Regions from separate parts of the Homo sapiens genome. Here regions 2 and 3 are each linked to region 1. Evidence: read pairs that join two places in POLR2A ChIA-PET (ENCODE). Cell type or tissue: MCF 10A. All regions are shown on one strand.

Evidence for each region. ChIA-PET counts read pairs that join two places held together with the same protein. Peaks named below come from ENCODE experiments on the same cell type or tissue, not always from the same donor. Only the 100,000 strongest peaks of a DNase experiment are listed, where the experiment ranks them.
Region 2: POLR2A ChIA-PET joins it to region 1 with 19 read pairs; 2 of 35 experiments call an interaction of 5 or more read pairs at or near these places.
Region 3: POLR2A ChIA-PET joins it to region 1 with 10 read pairs; 3 of 35 experiments call an interaction of 5 or more read pairs at or near these places.

What each region holds. Positions count from the first base shown.
Region 1 is chr3:193,830,628-193,833,127 of GRCh38, reverse strand. It overlaps LOC105374284 (a long non-coding RNA gene), which reads left to right. Exons shown (of 4, transcript XR_924841.3): 3 at 43-717; 4 at 1,087-2,500. Among named protein-coding and RNA genes, the nearest start is that of LINC02038, 12 kb to the left of the region's middle. RefSeq lists enhancers at 752-911, 932-1,031. In MCF 10A, no CTCF peak of the experiment used is centred here; DNase peaks (open chromatin) are centred at 827, 1,477 and 2,147.
Region 2 is chr3:194,321,459-194,323,958 of GRCh38, reverse strand. No RefSeq gene overlaps it. Among named protein-coding and RNA genes, the nearest start is that of LINC00887, 9.9 kb to the right of the region's middle. RefSeq lists an enhancer at 557-1,756. In MCF 10A, no CTCF peak of the experiment used is centred here; DNase peaks (open chromatin) are centred at 998, 1,498 and 1,788.
Region 3 is chr3:193,951,081-193,953,580 of GRCh38, reverse strand. No RefSeq gene overlaps it. Among named protein-coding and RNA genes, the nearest start is that of LINC02026, 51 kb to the left of the region's middle. In MCF 10A, no CTCF peak of the experiment used is centred here; a DNase peak (open chromatin) is centred at 1,520.

The DNA of each region.
Region 1 (2,500 bases):
TTCACTTAAAGTGCTTCAGAAGTTTCTCATTTCTCTTAGCAGGCAGAAAGAACTCAAAGCTCAGATGGTCAGGGTCCTGTTGGTTCATCAAGCTCAGCCTGCCTGGAGGCAGCCACTGTGTTGTTCCCTCTCTTCGTCCTCCCTCTGCACTCTCTCTTGCCACGGGACATTTGCACAAGCAGTTCCCTCTAACTGGAACACTAAGAAATATGGAAGTAAAAGGGGTTGGGAGAAAAGACAGGAGTCACAGGTGACTGTGTGGGATGAGGAGAGTCGTGAAAACTTTTTTTTTTTTTTTTTGAGATGGAGTCTCGCTTTGTCACCCAGGCTGGAGTGCCAGTGGTGCCAATCTCGGCTCACCGCAACTTCCACCTCCCAGGTTCAAGCAGTTCTCCTGCCTCAGCCTCCTGAGTAGCTGGGATTACAGTTGCCTGCCACCACGCCTGGCTAATATTTGTATTCTTAGTAGAGAAGAGGTTTCACCATGTTGGCCAGGCTGGTCTCAAACTCCTGACCTCAGGTGATCCACCTGCCTCAGCCTCCCAAAGTGCTGGGATTACAGGCATGAGCCACTGCACCCGGCCGAAAACATTAAGAGTAGGTGGATGTTACTTTGGACACCAAATGAAGAAGTGTGCCGAGCTGAAAGAGAAAAGGAGAAGAAAATGGACATGACATTTACGGGGTTCCTCTTGCAGAGAGAGAACCGTGTAGAAGGTAAGCTCTCACTACTGAGTTCAAGTCCCAGACATAATACTTGCTGGCTGTGTGGCCTTGGGAAGGCCCATGAGCACTCTCAGTGAAAGTGAAACTGGGAAGTTTCTGCTTTGGAGAGATTTTCTCACAAATGAGATGAGTTATCATATACCAAGCCCTTAGAGCACGGCCTGGCTCACAGGAAGCCAACAGTAAGTGTGGGTCATTATCAGCGCTGTTGTTAACTGGGGGTAATAACAGGGGCCAGGGGCCAAGAGGCTTTATCTAGCCCTATTTCAGAGGCAAAGAAATGAGGGTGAAAAAGTTCAGGGGCCTGCCTGCAGTCACACAGCAGAGCCAGATATGAACATCGACGTTTTGGCTTTCAAGGTCCACACCCGCCGTATCCTACTGCACGGTGCTGGAAGGCACATGGAAGACTATTGCAGCCCAATCTTCTCATGACAAAGACAGGAAAATGGAGCCCTCTAAGAGAAAGTGACTGATCCACCCTTATGCTCTTAAATGGTAAGCGTCCAGGGATCATCCAAGTTAAGATGGCCCACACGCAGCTGGCAAGGCAGGACCCGAGGCTGAATGAGACGTACAATTGGCTCCACGGTACTGGCAGAACCCACAGCTAGTTTTCAATGCTGAGAACTGTCCATCCTGGCAGAGGCTCACTGCCCTCTGTGCCCTCCCTGGTTGCCTGGGCAGATGGTGAGCTCTGGTTGCCAAGGAGCCCGCGTTGGCAGTTCTGAAATGGGGTGCGTCAGCAGCCTCGCTCCAGCGGCTTCCCACATCCTTGAGTAACCACCACACAAAGGTGCTGGGCATGAGACCAAGGGTGCGGCGGAGATCGAATTAGTAATACACACTCGGTGACCCTCCCCAGCCAGGTTTCACTGCGTGCTTATGACCAACATTCATCCCTTCCTTAGCATCTGTGGTGTCTTTAAGGGCCAAGTAAAAAGGTAAAACTGCAGGGAGTCAGGAGGGGGAAACTGGCCTGGGGTACAGAGTCCCTCACAATGAAAATATATGTAACTGGCTACTTGTAGGTCATGATGCATTAAGTGATCCTGTCAAAAGTTGAAAGTGGGCTACAGTGGGACAGGCAATGCCCAGAGGGAGGCAGAAAGGTGTAAATAATCCGAGGTGAATGTGGGTCTTGTTGGCATGGTAGATTTATGCCCTGCCTTCATAATGTACCCTTTCATCTTGGGAGCCTGGATTCCAAAAATCTAGTCTAGACAGGAATTGATGGTGCTACCTCTCAGCTTACATCGTTCAAGGTTTCTCAACACCAAAGACTCCTGAATATTGATGGGAACAACCCACTTAGCCAGGGGATATTGCTCAGAACTCAGGAGGCCAAAGGCATCATTCTTCCAGGCACGGAGGCCCTGCTCAGAAACAGCCCTACAGAGGCAGAGTCACTCATTCTGGGGGATGACGCTGCCTTTTGTCTTCATCTCCCCAAGTGGGAGACAAGTCCCATCACGCCTGCCACCTGGCAGTCAGCCTTGCGCCTTCTCTTTCGTCCTTTTCATGTGTGCTCCGTGCCGGTTTCAGCAGCTTTCATCAGAGACTGAAACTACCACCACTCCCATCACCTCCCAGGGCCATGGGCAGGCCCTGGCTGACAGATCCAGGCCTAGGAGCCTGGGCAACGATAAATAGGTGGTTGGGAGGACCTCTCCGAGCCCCCTTCTCTGCCCAGGCAGGCTTTCTCCTTGGGTGGCCAGAGCCAGGGCCCAGGATCCCCTGCTGCAAGAACTGAGAGGCTGAGGGGCTTCACTCC
Region 2 (2,500 bases), 490 kb before region 1:
AGCTGACCTGGCTGGCGCACTGCCTGCAGCCTTCTGCCTGCCCATCCCTCGGCGTGAGGAATGTCAGCCTCGGAGACAGTGACCAGACGCAGTAGGTGTGGAAGGACGGGTTCCAGAATCCTCACCCCGAGACCTCTTTATCCGGAGAGAGGCGTGTGTGCGTGTGTGGACACATGCTTGTACCCCCTCCTATTTATACAAGCAGACATTTGTGACAGAGACACAGCGCAGCTAACTTGATTCTGACTTTTGGTACAGGGGAAATGAGCACAAATAATCCCAAATAATAAGTAAAATCCCAAAGCAGTTCCTGGGGGATGCAGTTGATTCAGGAAATGGGCATTGAAGGGATTTCGTTTTTGTCTTTGTGATTTGTTTTTGCTGTGTGTGGGGGGGGGTTTATTTTTTATTTATTTATGTTTTTTGAGATGGAATCTCACTCTGTCCCCAGGCTGGAGTACAGTGGCGCGATCTCGGCTCACTGTAACCTCCGCCTCCTGGATTCAAGCGATTCTCCTGCCTCAGCCTCCTGAGCAGCTGGGACTACAGGCGTGCGCCACCACGCCCGGCTAATTTTTGAGTTTTTAGTAGAGACAGGGTTTCACCACGTTGGCCAGGATGGTCTCAATCTCTTGGCCTCGTGATCTGCCCGCCTCGGCCTCCCAAAGTGCTGGGAGTCTGCTAGGACTGAATCTGAAAGACTGGAGAAAGTAAGACGTGTGGGAATGGGGAAGGAGATTCCAGGTCGGGGGTGGCGTCTACTGCAGGCCTGGGTGTTGAGGAAGCACAGAGTTTGGGCAACTACAGGCGGTTGCCTGGTGTGGAGCAGCTTGTGCTGGAGGCAGGGGTTGGTGATGACGAGGAAATCGAAGCCCAGAGCGCATCATTCACTTGCTCAAAGTCACACAGCTTTGCCGTCAGAACTGGGGTGATGCTGTGGGCGTGACAGCCTCTCCAGGCCAGCTCTGTTTCCCGCACACTATCCTCTCTCCCCTCCCTGAGGCTGGCACATCCCCGAATCACCCGATACCACCTTGCCCTGCCCCACCCAGGAGGCTCAGCTCGCGGACAGAGTGACTCAGGCATTAATCAGCTTTTCCCTGGGTTGAGAAAACCTGAGACAGAGAGCTACAGTCGCGCCTGCCACATCTACCTCCCCAGCCATCCTACTCTCTATGCTGCTGCAAACTAGACATTCCTTCCTGGAGGGACCTCTCGCTTCCCATCTTCAGATCAGGACGCACGGTCTCTTCTCCGCAGCTGCTTCCTCTGGTGTTCCTGTGCTCCTGTCGGCCCGCTGCTCCCACACACATGCCCATTCTTCTCGGGCTGGCTTGTATCTCAGGGTTACGCTCCCCAGGTCCCTTGCTCCAGGTAGGTTTGGCCAATAGCAGGTGAGGAGAGGGTGGGCGGAGGGGAGACGCCGGGGCATTTCCTCCCCTGGGTCCCTGCTCTAGGAAGCATCTCTAGCAGGGCTTGCGCCTCCCCGGCGCCAGTTCCCACTGCGCAGGTCTGCTGTGGCTTCTGCCTGGTGGGCAGCTCCCGGCCTCCGGGCTCCACCTGCTTCCCTTTTCTGTCCCTCCTGCTCCAAATGGTGCAGCGCCGTCCTCCCATTGCTCACCTCGGGGCTGCTCACCATCTCGTTTGCCTTCTCAGTTTTTATACCACCGATGCAACCAGTCCCCTGGATTAAACTCCCTCTGTTGGAAATACTAGCATGGTTCCTGATGGGCCGGGCCCCTGGCTGATACACTTCCTTCTAGGAGGATGGCACCGGGTCAGAGTGTTCAGACTTGTTGACGTCCCTCCCCCCACTCAATTCGTCACTGAGCCAGAAGACTGAGCCTTGGGAATGTCTCTGAGCCCACCCCACCTCTCCTCTCTGGCAGCAGCCTTGGGCGAGTCCTGCCCTGGTCAACCCCAGCAGCCTCCCACCAAGGCCAGCCCAGCAGCCCACCCTCCCACGGCTGCTCAAGCCCACCAGGCCATGCTTTAGACGAGGCTCTGTAACTTTGCAAATCAAGCATGCACCGTAGGACCAGCCTTTCCACTCTGCTCCCAAGCTGCCTTCCAGCCCTGTGCCATCCTCTACACACCCCTCCCCCCGCTGTACACCCCACACCCCATTACCAGGCTACCAGTCACTTCCCAAACACACCCTGCACACTGGTCTGCTCGCTGTCTGCTTTGCCTTGTCAGTTTTTGTACCACCTATATCTATGCAGCCAGTCCCCTGGATTAAATTCCCTCTGTTTGCAATACTAGTGGGCTTCCTGTTGTGCTGGACCCCTGGTGATATATTTCCTTCTAGGAGGATGGCAGCAGGTCCTCTGCCTGCTCGTTCATGCTGTTCCCTCTGCCTGAACTGCCTCCCCCTCTTTTTTTTTTCTGAGATGAAGTCTCCCTCTGTTGCCCAGGTTGGAGTGCAGTGGCTTGATCTCAGCTCCCTGCAACCTCTGCATCCCAGGTTCAAGCAATTCTCTTGCCTCAGCCTCTGAGT
Region 3 (2,500 bases), 120 kb before region 1:
CTATTAGCAAGACAAACTAAGAAAATGAGAGAACGGACACAATTAAATAAAATGAGAAATAAAAAAGGAGACATTACAATTGACAAAGGGCCATTAGAGACTATTATGAAAACTATGGACCAACATATTGGAAAACTTACAGGAAATTGATCAAATCCTGGACACATCTAACCTATAAAGATTGAACCAGGAAGAAACAGAAAACCTGAACAGACCAATAACAAGTAATGAGATTGAATCAGTAATAAAAAGTCTCCCAACAAAGAAAAGCCCAGGACCAGATGGCTTCACTGCTGAATTCTACCAAGCTTTTGAAGAACTAACACTAATTCTTCTCAAGCTATTTCAAGAAAAATGAAGAAGAGGGAATTCTTTCTAACTCATTCTGTGAAGCCAGAATTACCCTGATACCAAACTCAGACAAGGACACAACAGAAAAAGCCACAGGCCAACATCTCTGATGAACACAGGTGCAAAAATCCTTAACAAAATGCTAGCAAACTGAATCCAACAATGCATCAAAAAGATAATATACCATGATTAAGTGGGGTTTACTCTAGGGATGCAAGGACGGTGCAACATATGCAAATCAGTCAATGTGATACATCACATCAACAGAATGAAGGACAAAAAAAGTATGATCATCTCAATAGATATTGGAATATATATTGGTATAAATACACAAAGTAATATTATTCTGACATAATAAAGAATAAAATCCTGTAATTCATGGCAACATGGATGAGCCTGGAGGTTATGATGTTAAGTGAAATGAGTCAGGCACAGAAATACTGAAGGTACTAACTCATGTGTAGGAGCTAAAAAACTTGAGCTCATAAAAGTAGAGAGTAGAATTGTGGTTATTAGAGGCTAGGAAGGGTGGCAGGGAAGGGAAGACAGGAAAGGTTGATTAACAGATACAAAATTACAGCTAGATAGGAGGAATAAGTCATAGTGTTCTATAGCATTGTAGCGTGACTATAGTTAACAATAATTTATTATACATTTTCAGATAGCTAGAAGAGAGGATTTTGAATATTCCCAACACAAAGAAATGATAAATGTTTGAGGTAATGCATATGCTAATTACCCTGATTTGATAATTACACATTGTATACATATATCAAAATATCACGCTACACTCTATAAATGTGTCAACCATTATGTGATTACTCTATAATCATGATATGTCAACTAAAAACAAAAGGAAAAAAAAGATGAACAACTAACAAAAAAGCATAGCAGTGAGAAATTCTGAACCCCTGAGCTGGGAAGTTCTGAATAATGACCTGTGGGTGATACTGACCAAAGGGGGAACCTCAGCTTCTAAAGCCCATACTCCAAAGGCAGTTGATAATAATCAGTCAAGTATTAGGGATCCCAGGTGCTGTCACCCTCAGGCCTTGTTTGATTCCCAGAACAAACCTGTGAAGAACAGAACCTGGAAGCATGTCACCATTTTATAGATGAAGAAGCAGAAGCTCAAAAGACAGGGACTTGTCCAAGCCTGTACAACCAGCAAGTGACTCAGCAACGGAAAGAATGCAGGTTTCCTAGTTGGCCACACTGAGAATTTGGTGCTTTGACAACTATACTTCATCTATTGTAAATTTTCCAGCTTCACACAATTTCTTTTATTTACAAAAGTACTAATTATTATAGCTAATCTCTCCCTAAGGAATCACCCACTGAGGGAAAAACAAGAACACCAATGTAGGCACATCTAATGGCCTTATATTTTGTTGCTCACTTATTTCCTGTATACTTAGTTTTATTTGAAACTTAATGTTGATTGGATTTGAGAAGACTGTTCCCCACAGGATATTTTCAATTGTTAGAAAAAAATAAAATAAAGAACACCACCACTGAACAGTTTCTCCCATGGTGCCAAGCTGTCTTCCATTTTGGATTTGCTTTCCGTGTAGCCAGTAATCACCCCAGGACTGCCGACCTGGGCTCCTCCAGGCACAAGAGCTGAAGGGTGCCCTAAAGAATATTGCCTCCACATCTGTACTCTTCCATCCTCTCATCTTACCACGAGCATCACAAAGAAGCCTCTCAATCACCCACTTTCTGACAGATCAGCATGGGTTTAATCCCAATCAGAGTATCCCAGGGCCAGCAAGATGGGGCTGTCAGGAGGCCCACCCTGGCTAGTCTGAAGCCTTTGACTGAGTAAACACAGTCTGAAAGGGAACTGGGGAGCTTGAAAGTAAAGCTGTAAATGATCCCTTCTGTGATTCTTGGCCAATTATTCCTCTGGGGTGGACCAAAGTGGGGGAAACCAGAAGAGAAGGTCCCTCTTTGCTTTAAACAAAATATCATTACACTTCTAGCATCTTCCTTGTTTGGGGCATTTTCCAAGTGAAAGTTCATTAGGGAGACACGAAAGCACGTTCCACTAATATCCATCAAAGAGGGGTTCAGTTTCAAAGCGCAGAAGAAATACAATAGCGTTGAAGCAAACTACATGAAAAAGATCTTATGCGCCTGAGAAGCG